2 separate regions of the Homo sapiens genome follow, and region 2 is linked to region 1. A link is a contact called in ENCODE Hi-C data. All regions are on one chromosome and are shown on one strand. The core of a region is the stretch at or near the end of the contact, and the rest is flanking DNA. Distances in the headings are between cores, read along the strand shown. Region 1 holds the start of TBC1D25 (TBC1 domain family member 25). Region 2 has its middle 32 kb from the start of FAM156A.

Evidence for each region. A loop is a pair of places that touch in the nucleus more often than their neighbours do. Pooled maps may share reads with other maps.
Region 2: a pooled map shows a loop between it and region 1 (6-fold over the local background). The contact joins the enhancer-like site here to the promoter of TBC1D25 in region 1. A Hi-C loop is called at or near these places in 2 of 50 pooled maps.

Annotation. Positions count from the first base shown.
Region 1 is chrX:48,535,437-48,541,995 of GRCh38, forward strand. It overlaps TBC1D25 (TBC1 domain family member 25), which reads left to right and starts at 4,278. Exons shown (of 6, transcript NM_002536.4): 1 at 4,278-4,484; 2 at 5,897-6,006. The coding sequence starts at 4,362. RefSeq lists enhancers at 3,932-4,432, 4,433-4,933 and a silencer at 4,219-4,438.
Region 2 is chrX:52,986,821-52,993,379 of GRCh38, forward strand. It overlaps a transcript of FAM156A not described here. Among named protein-coding and RNA genes, the nearest start is that of FAM156A, 32 kb to the left of the region's middle. RefSeq lists an enhancer at 2,851-3,430. Within about 2 kb of position 3,376, at least 9 of the 41 ENCODE cell types and tissues checked have a DNase peak (open chromatin) inside an H3K27ac peak, as active enhancers do.

The DNA of each region.
Region 1 (6,559 bases), core at 3,028-5,527:
GCCTACAGTATATAGCTTTGGAGAAATGCCTCACTGTTAAGGTCAAAGCCCTGCATGATCTCACTCTATTCTCACCTCGTCTGCTGTCACTCACCTATCATTCACTCTACTTAAAGGCATGCTGACTTCCTTGCTTTTCCTCAAACACAACAGGCATAGCCCCAAGTTCCATCCATTGCACTGCCTACTCTCTGTGACACTACCCCCTTTGACCTTGAGCTTGTTTCTCCCTGGCTTTCAGTACTCTAATCTGTAGAATGCTTAGAGTAATAACACCTACCTGCTATGGTTCGAATGTTTCTCCCCTCCAAAACTCATGTTGAAACTAAATCTCTTTTTTAACAGAATTAAGGAGGTGGGAAATCTGACTACGGTATTTGAGAGATGGGACCTTGAGCGGTAATTAGGATTAGATTAGATGAGGTCATAAGGGTGGGGCATTAGTGGTTTTCTAAGAGGAGAAACAGATCTGAGCTAGCAAGGTCAGCACCCTTACCATGTGATGCCCTGCTCTGCCTCGCCACTCCACAGAGAGGCCCCACCAGCAGAAGGCCCTCACCAGATGTGACTCCTTGACCATGGACTTCCCAGCCTCCAGAACTGTAAGAAATAAATTTCTTTTCTTTCTTTTTTTTTTTTGGTGGGGGGGGGGTGTTGTTGTTGTTGTTGTTTTTAGAGACAGGGTCTCACTCTGTCACCCAGACTAGAGTGTAGTGGCATGATCACAGCTCACTGCAGCCTCAAACTTCTGAGCATAAGCAATCCTCCTGCCTCAGCCTCCTAAGTAGCTAGTACTACAGGCATACTGCCATGCTCAGCTAATTTTTAAATTTTTTTGTAGAGACAGGGTCTTGCTATGTTGCTGAGGCTGTTTTGAACTGGCCTCAAAGCAATCCTCCCACCTCAGCCTCTCAAATTTCTTTATAAATTACCCAGTCTTGGGTATTTGATTATAGCAACAGAAAAATGGACTAAGATACTACCTCATAGGGTTTTTATGCAGATTATAAGAATTAATTTATGTAGACTGCCTAGCATATACTTTATATTTGTTGAATGGAAGAATGAATAAACAAAAAAGAAAGTTCTCCCCAGGACTATGGCAAGGACCTCCTTTTTGATCTCCTTGCTTCCAGTATCTTTCCATCCAAAGCTCTCCCCAGGACCAAGACAGAGGCATCTGACCACATCATACCCCTGTCTAAACCTTTGCCCCAGTGTCCTTAGGATCGATTCCAAACTCCAGGCTAATGGTTTGCACATCCCACCCTATGATAAATGAAAAGCAGGCTCTTACTCCTTGTTTCCATCAGAAAATCCAGCAGTGCTATAAGTGATTTTGACTCTAAACACATGGGGCAAGAGAGACATGCCAATAATCCTTTTCTGGCTTTCAGAGAAAATCCCCATTATTTATACCTTCTAAAAATAGAGATATCTATTTAATGTTAATACCAAGGCAACATGTTGTCTTAAAAGACACCAAAATAGAATTGCAGACTTACCTAAAAAGTTAACCTTGAGGGTTGCGTCCATATGACACGGACACAATAGTTGGAGTGCTAGTATCTTACAAGACTCCTTTGTTGGAAATAACATTTGTTTTTGTTTTTTGTTTACTTTTTTTTTTTGAGACGGAGTCTCGCTCTGTTGCCCAGGTTGGAGTGCAGGCTGGAGTGCAGTGGCGGCTCACTGCAAGCTCCGCCTCCCAGGTTCACACCATTCTCCTGCCTCAGCCTCCCGAGTAGCTGGGACTACAGGCGCCCGCCACCACGCCTGGCTAATTATTTTGTATTTTTGGTAGAGACGGGGTTTCACCGTGTTAGCCAGGATGGTCTCCATCTCCTGACCTCGTAATCCGCCCGCCTCGGCCTCCTAAAGTGCTGGGATTACAGGCGTGAGCCACTGTGCCCGGCCAGAAATAACATTTGTAAGTGCAGCCTGTATTTTGTCCAAACCGCACGGATGTTGTGCAATTAAGTGGGAAGACTGCCTTTTTGCATTTTGCCACATATAAAGTTTCTCAGAAGAGTCTAAGATATATTCAATAATTCAGCCAATATCTAGTAGACATACACCATTTAAGAACAGGACCAACCTTAACATGTTATGAAGATTAGGTAAGACAAAAGCAAAGTTTTGTGGGCTTTTTTTTTTTTTTAATCAGGTTCTCACTCTGTCACCCAGGCTGGAGTGTAGTGGCGTGATCACAACTCCATTGCAGCCTGGACCTCCCAGGCTCAAGTAATCCTCCCACCTCAGCCTCCCGAATAGCTAGGAGCACAGGTGCGCACCATCAGACCCAGCTAATTTTTTTTTTTTAATTTTGTAGGGACAGGGTCTTCCTATGTTGCCCAGGCTGGTCTCAAACTCCCCGGCTCAAGCGATCTTCCCACTTCGGCCTCCCAAAGTGCTGGGATTACAAGTGTGAGCCACTGTGCCTGACTCAGTTTATTTTTTAAAATTTTTCTTCATTTATTCTTGGCTTCTTCCATTCATTGTTTTGATCACTAACTATGTGCTCAGCACATTGCTGAGCCTTTTGCATGCTCTGCTGGGCATTCCCCATTTGCTCTTCCGGATCCATTATCCACCCTGCTCTGGGACCCCAAAAAGCTGATCTTTTATAGATGGTATCATTTGGGCCCCATTGATTGGTTCGTAGTTGAGCCTGGCCACTTCTCTTTCAACTGGTCCCTGGCAGTCAGTACCAACATTTTAGTCAGGTTTCAAAGAAATCTCTAGACCAAGCTGGACAGAGGGCTTTTCCAGTGATTCAGTGATTCCCCAAGATCTGAGAATGTGAAACTTGGAAAAGGGACACAAAGACCGGGGATCCTTTGAGCTGGTTCAATAATGGCAGAGCTTTAGAGATATGCTGCTGAGCTCCCTGGGTCTGTCTCGCTTTCTGCCTTCTGAAGGCTTGATTGTTAACTTCTTCCTGGGTTTCAATTAGAAGCATTAGTGTCCTTCCTGGAGTTGAATTACCTGGAAATTTGCCTCCTAGATGTGTAAACTTGGGAAAGTATGATCTCGTCAAGTTTCAGACAAAGGCAAACTAAAAAGCTAGAACTCCAGAGAGCATAATAGTGTTTTTTGGGGGCAAATTATTTAATGAAGTATAACATTCATACAGGAAGTACAAAAATCATCAGTGTACAAAATCTCCATGAATTTTCACAATGTGTAAACCATTTTCCTGTTTTATCTGACCTTACTAAGTCAGGGTATAAATTATTAATTTTTTTTGAAACAGGGCCTTGCTCTGTGGTGCAGGTTAGGGCAGTGGTGTGATCACCGCTCACTGCAGCCTTGACTTCCTGGGCTCAGCCATCCTGCCGCTTCAGCCTCCCGAGTAGCTGGGACTGCAGGTGTGCGCCACCACGTCCAGCTAATTGTTTAATTTTTTGTTAGAGACGGGGTCTCGCTGTGTTGCCCAGGCTGGTCTAGAACTCCTGGGCTCAAGCGATCAGCCCGCCTCGGCCTCCCAAAGTGCTGAGATTATAAGGCGTGAGCCACTGCACCCTGCTGAGTATATTTTTAAAAACACTTTACCCGAGGGCTGTGGCTCACACCTGTAATCCCAACACTTTGAGAGGCCGAGACGGGTGGATCACTTGAGGTCAGGAGTTCGAGACTAGCCTGGGCAACACAGCTAAACCCTGTTTATACAAGATATACAAAAATTGGCTGGGCGTGGTAGCACGCGCCTGTAGTCCCAGCTCTTGGGAGGCTGAGGCAGGAGGATCGCTTGATCATAGCTCACTTTGAGGCTACAGTGAGCTGTGATCGCGCCATTGCACTCCAACCTGGATGACAGAGCGAGACCCTGCCTAAAAAAATAAAAAAAAAAAGGATTTTTTTCTGTTCAGTGGATTCATTTGAAGCGAGGGCCACTGGTATTTGAAATAGATGACATCATCTGCCAGCAGAGGCGTGAGGCAACTTGAGGCGGGGTGTGGGCCTGACGTCATCACGCAGCCTCTTCCTTTCCCCGCCCCCTTCTCTTGGCGAACGAGGCGTCAGTTTAACACCTCCGTGAATCCGGAAGTATGCTGTCAAAACAACCAAACCACGGGGCTGGGGGAGGCGGGGCCTCAGTAGGCGTCTGCACGCTAGCTGAAATAGAGCAAAATGCCCGACTTTTGGGGGCGGGGCTCCTGGCAACAGCACTCTAGGCGCAGGCGCAGAGGCGACCTCCAGGCAGGGCCAGGTGGGAGGGACGGTGGGGGGTAGGGTCGCGCGGCGCCCTCTGCGCCTGCGCCCCGGCACGAGGTGGGGCGGCGGGCGTCAGTACAGTAGAGTGTGCGCCGGGGTGGGGGGCAACGGTCAGCCGTCACCCTGAGACGGGCGGCGGCGGGATGGCAACAGCCTCCGGGGCCTCGGACTTGTCTGGCTCCGGAGCGCCCCCGCCCGGTGTGGGAGCTCAGGCGGCGGCGGCCGCTGAGGAGGAGGAGCGAGAGGTGGTGCGGGTCCGAGTCAAGGTGAGGCTGGCGGTGAGTCGGCCCAGCCGCCGAGGCATCCCAGGGGAGGGGGAGGCGGTGGCTGTCATAGGATGGAGGGCGGGACCTGAGATTTCGGACATAACCTGAGCGGCGAAGCTTGAGGGCCAAGTGATGATGGCGAGGGGTAGGGAGGGCCTGAGAGCCTGAGAGCGTTAGCGACGTACCTTGGGGCGTGGGACTGAAAATAGAGGGACGAGGCGGGGGTCTATGGGATGAATGGGTGGAGCTTATAGACAAAGGGGAGGGGCTATGGGGCTGGAGGAGGGGCCGCAGTAGTTGAGGGTGGGGCTCTGAGGAATGAGAAGGTGCTGGCTCTGGAGTCAGTCAACCCATGTGTTGAGAGTGCACTTATGTGCAAGTTCCCACTTTGATGAGCTGACAGGCTCGTGGGTGGAGACAACTAAAGAAATGAGATGCTTCGGACACTAAAATAATGAAAAAGGTTATGAAATAGGGAGTCACGTTAGCCAAGGTTGTACAGGGAAATCCCCAGAGGAGGTATTGAAGGAGCAGAGACCCGAATAAAAGGAGTCAGCCATGTGCATATTAGAAGGGAAGAGTATTCTAGGCAGAAGGAATAGCAAGGGCAAAGACTAGAGGATGGGAATGAGCCTGGCATGTTCCCGTAGGTTCCTGATTGCTGGAGTGGAGAGAATGAGGGGAAGAGTGGTAGGAGGTGAATCAGAGCGCTAAGACAGAGACAGATCGCCAAGGGCCTTTGGTGTGTATGCTGAGGAAGAACGCTGTTGCCATAGTTCCAGTAAACAATGATGGTGGCTCCGACCAACCAGTGGCACTGGCAGTGATAAGAGGGTCCACACATCACTTCAGTGTAATAGAGCTCTAAGGTAGAAGTTTGACATTCAGAAAAAAGATGATGCCTGAGCTGGGCGTGAACCACGTGAAGAAAGTGGGAGGGATGTTCCAGACAGGGGATCAGCACAATCAATGGCCTGGAGTCAGGATGGTTTCAAGGTAACTTCTAACAGTTTGGTACTACTAGAGTGTAAAGTTCAAAAAACCTGGTGAGAGGCTGGCTGGGGCCCCATAGGCCCGCTTGCTGGGACTCTAGGGTTGCCATTGAAGAGATTGAAGCAGGGGAGTGTTGTAGGTAGATGTGTTAGATTGGTTACAGCACCATAGAGGACTGATTTAACAGGAGCCAGACTGGACACGGTGATTCTGGCAACCATAGTTGAAGGGATATAGAAGAAGGATTGGGGGCCTGAACTCTTGCAGTAGCCTCCTCCTCACTGGACCCTGTGGTCCAGAACACCTGCCTTGATCTGGCCCCTGGCACCTCTCTGACTTTGCCTTCTACCACTCTGCACCTCACTCTTCAGCATGGTGATGGGGCCCCTGGTGGCCTACCCCATGTCTTCTCTCCCCAGAAATGTGAGAGCTTCTTGCCGCCAGAGTTCCGCTCTTTTGCTGTAGATCCCCAGATCACCTCGCTCGACGTGTTGCAGCACATCCTCATCCGAGCCTTTGATTTGAGTGGGTGAGTGGGAAGATGCTGGGGACTGGCCAGTGGGCCACCGACCTCTACAGTGGCTATCTGGCCTTTGTTTGGTAGGGTTTTTGTTTATTTTACTACTACAAATAATCCCACAGTGAACAGCCACGTATGCATGTCTTGGAGCACAGTAGTCTACTTTTGTCTGTGGTTTTGCTTTCTGCAGTTTCAGTTACCCATGGTCAACCTCAGTCTGCAAATATTACATACAATAAGATATTTTGAGAGAGAGAGAGAGACCACATTCATATTACTTTTATTACAGTTTACAGACAGTCCCCAACTTACAATAACTGGACTTAGGATTTTTCAACTTTACAATGGTGCAAAAGCGATACGCATTTGGTAGAAACTGTACTGCAAGTGCCCAGCGATTCTGCTTTTCACTTTCAGTACAGTGTTCAATAAATTACATGAAATATTCAACACTGTTGTAAAACAGACTCTGTGTTAGATGATTTTCCCAACTGTAGGCTAATGTGAGCGTTCTGAGCACGTTTAAGGTAGGCTAGGCTAACCTGTGATGTTTGGTAGGATA
Region 2 (6,559 bases), core at 2,126-4,625, 4.5 Mb after region 1:
TATTCAATATTGTACTGAAAGTTCCAACCAGCTTAAAAAGGAAAGAAAAAGAAATAAATGGCTTACAGATTGGAAAGGAGGGACTACAACTACTCCAACTCACAGACATTATTATAATCTACATAGAAAATCTTGTCAGATTTATAAAAAATACTTCTCGAATGAACAAGGGAGTTAAGCAACATTATAGGATATATGTTCAACAACAACAAAAAGCAAAGCACTTCTATAGACTAGCAATGAACTGCTTGGAACATTTTTAAAAATATACAATACCATTTACAATAGCTGCCCCTGAAAACCTAACAAAACATGTGCAGGAGCCGTATGCTAAAAACCATCAGAAGCTAATGAAAGAAATAAAGGAACAATTAAATAAAGAGAGGGACGTACTGTACTCATGGATTACAGACTCATTATAGGAATGATGTCCCCAAATTGATGTACAGATTTCATGCAATTCCAATGAAATTCCCAGCAGGATCTTTTATAGATACAAACTGATTCTAAAATTTATGTGGAAAGGGAAAGGAGCTACAACAGTCAAAATGACTTTGAACTTTGGGAAGCCGAGGCAGGATGGCTTGAGCCCAGAAGGTCGAGGCTGCAGTGAGTCATGATCATGCCACTGCACTCCAGCCTGAGTGACAGAGTGAGACCCCATCTCTGCAAAAAATAAGAAAACTTAGCCGAGTGTGCTGGTGTACACCTGTAGTCCCAGCTACTCAGGAGGCTGAGGATTGCTTGAGCCTGAGAGGCCAAGGGTGCAGCAAACCGTGATTGTGGCACTGCACTCTAGCCTGGGTGAGAGAGTAAGACCCTGTCTCAAAAAAAAAAAAAAAAATCTATTTGCCTTATTTTTGTGGATAGTTCAACAGAAAGAGAACAGTCTTTTCAACAAATGGTGTTGGAAACATTGGACATCCAGGATATTTATCCTAGAAGAAGGAAAATTTATGTTTACACAAAAATCCATGCACAAATGTTTATGGCAGCTCTATTCATAATTGTACCAAACTAGAAATGACCCAAATGTCCTTCAATGGGTGCATGGATAAACAAGATCTGCTACACACATACAATGGAATATTATTCAGAAAAAAAGAAGGAACTATTGATATATTCAACGATTTGAATGAAACTCAAGGGGTCGAGCGCAGTGGCTCATGCCTATAATCCCAGCACTTTGGGAGGCCGAGGCGGGCGGATCAGAAGTTCGAGACAACCCTGGCCAACATGGTGAAACCCCGTCTCTACTAAAAATACAAATATTGGCAAGGCATGGTGGTGCGTGCCTGTAATCCCAGCTACTCAGGAGGCTGAGGCAGGAGAATAGAATCGCTTGAACCCGGGAGATGGAGGTTGCAGTGAGCCGAGATCACGCCACTGCACTCCAGCCTGGGCAACAGAGCAAGACTCTGTCTCAAAAAAAAAAAAGAAAAGAAAAGAAAAGAAAGGAAAAGAAAAGAAAAGAGACTATGCTGAGTGAAGAAGCCAGTCTCAAAAGACTACAGGCTGTATTATTCCATTTCTATGATATCCTGGAAAAGACAATAGTATAGTGATAAGAGAACAGATCCGTGGGTGCCAGCGCTTAGGGGTGGGAGAAGGAAGTGACTATACAAGGGCAGCACAAGGAACCCAGGAAGTTCTTTGGGGTGATGCATATGTTCTGGATACTGACTGTGATGGTGGTTATATCTATCTATACAGGTGTTCAAATTCACAGAACTATACCTCAAGTGTCCATTTTACTGTATAATTTCAAAAATTAAGAAAATTTGCCCACCAGACAGGTTAGAATCCTTGCTTTCTGTAAAACTGTTATAATACAGACATATGTATGCCTAAACACTATTGTTATTTGCTTTTGAGCCATGTAGAAAGGGAATCACATAGCATATCCTCTTTTATATCTGGCTTCAGTCACCTAATGTTATGTCTCTGTATGGTCTAGCTCATTCCTTCTCATAGCTGTGCAGTAATTCATAGTGTGAATCTGGCAGAATTTATTTATGCAACTTCTTATTGGTGTGTAGTTGGGTTGTTTCCAGTTTTTAGCTATTACAAGTAGGGTTACTCTATGAACATCATTGCATGTACAAGAATTCTCATCACAGGTCTGGATGGTCAAAAAGTAAATCAAACACTAATTAACGATCCAATAGGAGAATGACTGAATAAACTATGGCTACAATAAATGATGGCATATAATCCAAATCAGGTCAGAACAGGTGAGTCATTATTTGGATAAATTACCCAAGTGTTAACCTGGTGGCTGTTGTGATGATGACGCATGGCTCTAATGACTGCATGTGGGTCGCAGTAACTCACAGTGAGCTCACTGGGCTCGTCTCGGGGCACCCATAGGCAGAGATGACGACAACAGGAAGGAACAGTGACAAAGCAGGTGGCCACCCCAGAACACTATAGAGAAAATCTCACCTGGTCCCCAGACCATGGTTCTGCTCACAACCTCAGAACTTCCCTCGCCTGACTGTCCTGAGCACTTCCAGGAAGGCAGCCCCTGGCTGTCCCTGAGGTGGCCGCATCTGTCCTTCCCCACCAACCCTGACCCACTCCTCCTCCTCTTGGGCCAAATCTGCTTTATTAACGCCTCAGCTCCCCTCCATTCATGAGCATCCCCTGCATGTTGGGGGTATAATGATGCTCACTGCGCAGGTGAGGAGACTGAGTGTCGTAGAGGGCAGCAGCTGGGCCTGCAGCTGCACAGCAGGTCAGTGGGCCTGTGCTGGGTGGGCCGTGCCTCACCCCACAGCTGTGCACCCCCTCAAGCTGTATGGAGATTGTCTGCTGCCTCCTCTTCTGAGGGATCCTCCTGGTCCCTGTCTCCCCAAACCACCAGGCCTGGAGCTTCTAGACCCAGAGTTCAGGCCCTGGGAGAGGACAGGGTGGAGGCGGAGCCGGCAGCTGGCCAGGATCTGGCTGGGGGGTTGGTGGCCTTTTCCTGAGCCCCAGGCTCTGTTGGAGCCTGCCCCCAGTATCTTCAGGATCCAGGCTGGTGCCCTCAGGACTCGCCAACCTATAGCCTGACCTGCCTCAGAGCCAGTGCATCTTGTAGAAGAAAGCATATAATGCAATCATTAAATAAGAAAAGGAAGACAAAATTATATGAGAATTTTCCTTTAGCCATGGAAATGAGCTTCTGGTACAAGGAGAAGAAGTAGGAAGGAGTGAAAAGCCATCTGCAGATGACCCCAACAGCACTAAAACCTGGCCCTAGGCTGCCCCTACCTGTCCACATGCAGAGAGGGAGGCTCCAAGAGACACCCAGCCTGGAGCTCATGCACCCTGAGGCCTCTGACCCCACCAGGAGTGAATGTTTAAGACTGTTCCTCTGTCTTCTCTGAGGCTTTCCCGGTCTTGGAGATGAGATGCCCCCTGCTGGCAAAGGTGGATATCACTGCAACGTGGCTGCACTGTGCCTGGAGACACCAAGACCTCACCGTGGGACCACAGGCTTCAGTCAGGCTTCCCTGACTGAAAGGAAAAGGTCACTTTGACTTAGCAGGAAGCTCAGGTTTGGACTTGGTCCCACCCTGGACAACAGACACGGAGAAGAGGAAGTGGAGGGGTTGTAGGATGTGGGTGGGTGACAGCAGGGCTGAGGGCTGAGGACAGAATGAGCAGGGGCCACTGTGAGACTAAGATGCTAGCTCTGGCCAGGTACGGTGGCTCATGCCTGTAATCCCAGCATTTTGGGAGGCCAAGGCGGGTGGATCACTTGAGGTCAGGAGTTCAAGTCCAGCCCGGCCATCATGGCAAAACCCCATCTCTACTAAAAATACAAAAATTAGCCATGCATGTTGGCGTGCACCTGTAATCCCAGCTACTCTGGAGACTGAGGCAGGAGAATCGCTTGAACCTGGGAGGTGCAGGTTGCAGTGAGCCGAGATCGCTCCACTGCACTCCAGAGTGGGCGATAGAGTGAGACTGTCAAGAAAAGAAAAGAAAAGAAAGAAAAGAAAAGAAAAGAAAAGAAAAGAAAAGAAAAGAAAAGAAAAGAAAAGAAAAGATGCTGGCCCTGGTCAGAAGGAGGAGGAGGAAGAGGAGGACCAGGAAGGCCTCGGCAAAGGACTGTGCTCGGAGCTGGGGCTGATGAGAATACAGAAGGCCCTCACCTGTGAATGGGTGATAGAAGTAGAGTTGACAGTCACGGAGTTGGGTGAGAAAAGCATGATTCATGTTAGGTGGTCAGCCAGTGTCTGGTACAGAATCACGGTGAGGTGAATACCGATAGTATTGGTATGAATGGTTGTATTAGTCAGGGTTCTCCCAAGAAACAGAACCAAAGAGGGGACTTGTTATGGGAATTGGCTCATGTGACTGTGGGGGCTGAGAAGTCCTGCCATCTCCATCTGCAAGCTGGAGAGCCAGGGAGGTGGATGGTGTGATTCAGTTTGAGTCCAAAGGCCTGAGAACCAGCAGAGCCAGAGGCATAATTCATGGAGTCTGAAGGCTTGAAAACCCGGAGTTCTTATGTCCAAAGGCAGGAGAAGACGGGGTGTCCCAACTCCAGAAGACAGCAAATTCCCCTTTCCTCCGCCTTCTTGTTGTACCTGTGCCCTCGAGGGATCGGACAATGCCCACCCACGCCAATCTTCCTCCATCGGTTCACTGATTCAAAGGCCAGAAACACCCTCACAGACACACCCAGAGATAATGGTTTGCCAGCTATTTGGGTTTTTCTTAACCCCATCAAGCAGACACCTAAAACTAACCATCACAATAGTGATATAAAAGGCATCACTCTGTGAACTGCCTGCGACATGCTGTTCTCCTCTACAGGGTGGGCACTCACTCTCTTGGAGGCTAAGGTCCATCTGTCTACCTCTGTGGCCCCAGTATGGGGACAATGACAGTTACCATCAAGGCTTGCCAAGGAAGAGGGTAAGTGGTAGGCAGAATAGTGGCCCCCCAAACACATCCATGTCATTATTGCTAGAACCTATTCCAGCCAGGGAGATGACAGTGGGCCTGTACTCAGCCTTGCCCTGTGCCCGGCACTGCTCTCGGTGACTGACCAGTTGTCTCACCTCTCCTTCACATAACCCTGTGAGGAGGGAAAGTTAGTACCCTGATGACAGACGAGCAAAGGGAGGCAGAGAGAGCTGAAGCCACTTGCCCACCGTCTGATCCGGGGCAATTTAGTCCCTGCCAATGTCACTCCAGCCCCTGCTCCTACCCTGCCTCAACTACTAGACCCATCTAACATGGGCTCGGGAGGAGGGCAGTACACATGTTTTCCCCAAAACCTGCACCTACCCTGCTTGGCGGGCATTAGCCTCCTTTATGAATGGGGAACTGAGGCTGGTCAAGGACAGGTGACTTGCCCAAAGTCACACCACCAGGGCTTGGGGTTCCAGGCTTCTATGAAGCCTGCCAGGCCCCAAAGCCCACATGTCCTGGGCTATTGTGGGTGTAAATGAGGCCTGAGGGGAGATGGACCCCAACATCTGAGGACAAAATGGGCAGATCCTGTCTATCCCCTGAGAGGTGGTGTTCCTGCTCCATGGCTGGCGTCAGGAGCACAGGATAGAGGATTTCCCACCAGACAATCTCCACAAACAGGCCTGAGGGAGCCTCTGGAGCCTCCAGGATAGAAGGCAAGACCTGGAGCCCAGGGGAGGTTCTGCAGGAAGGAGGCCGCCTATGCTGTGTGGTCCACACCAGCAGGCCAGGGCACTGCGAGCCTGTGTGCAGGAGTCAGGGACACTCACGCGACTCCCACTTCCCACAGCACTCTGCTTCACTTGTGAGTCTTTTTTTTTTTTTTTGCCTGAGAGTGTATAAAACGTTAAGTGTATGTTTTAATGACAAGCAATAAGCTGCACGTTCATGTAACAACCATATAGTTCAAGGTCGATCACCATCCCAGAAGTCCCCAGGGTCCCTTCTCAATCAGTGTGTTTTTCCTCACTGTCCCCCACCTTCCCCTTCTGCCTCTCTCTTCCATCCCAGTTCCTTTCTCATTCCTAAAGTCCTGCCTTCCCACTGGAAGTAGAAATGTCATGCTGGCCATGGTTCCTGTATTATCATAAATAATTTCTACTGGCTGGCTGGCTGACTTTCAGTGTGGATGGCACCTTCCCTCCAGCTGTGGGCTCAAGCCCTGTGTCTCCCGTGGCACAATAGGAGGTCATCCCTCTTTTAGGAATTTCAGGTGTGAGCAGGAGAGCAGGCTCAGGGCACTTCTCTGAGCCTCAGGTCCTTCATCTGTGACATGGGAGAACCCCATCTCCCTCTCAGGTTGTGGGAGAAATAGAGATGGGGACACCAGGCACCTGTCAATGAGTGCCACATGTCAAAACCTTGGATGAGCCTTTCTTTACCATCACACATCCTTGAGATCCCAGACCCACCAGGTGCTTCCCCTGCTCCAGGGCTGTTGCACTTGCTGTTCCTTCTGCCTGGAATGCTCTTCCCTCAGGTAATTGCAAGGCCTGCTCCTCACTGCCTCCAGGTCTCTGCTCAGTCATCACCTCTCCAGGGATGCCTTCCCCACACACCCTGAATAAAATAACATCCTGCCCACTTA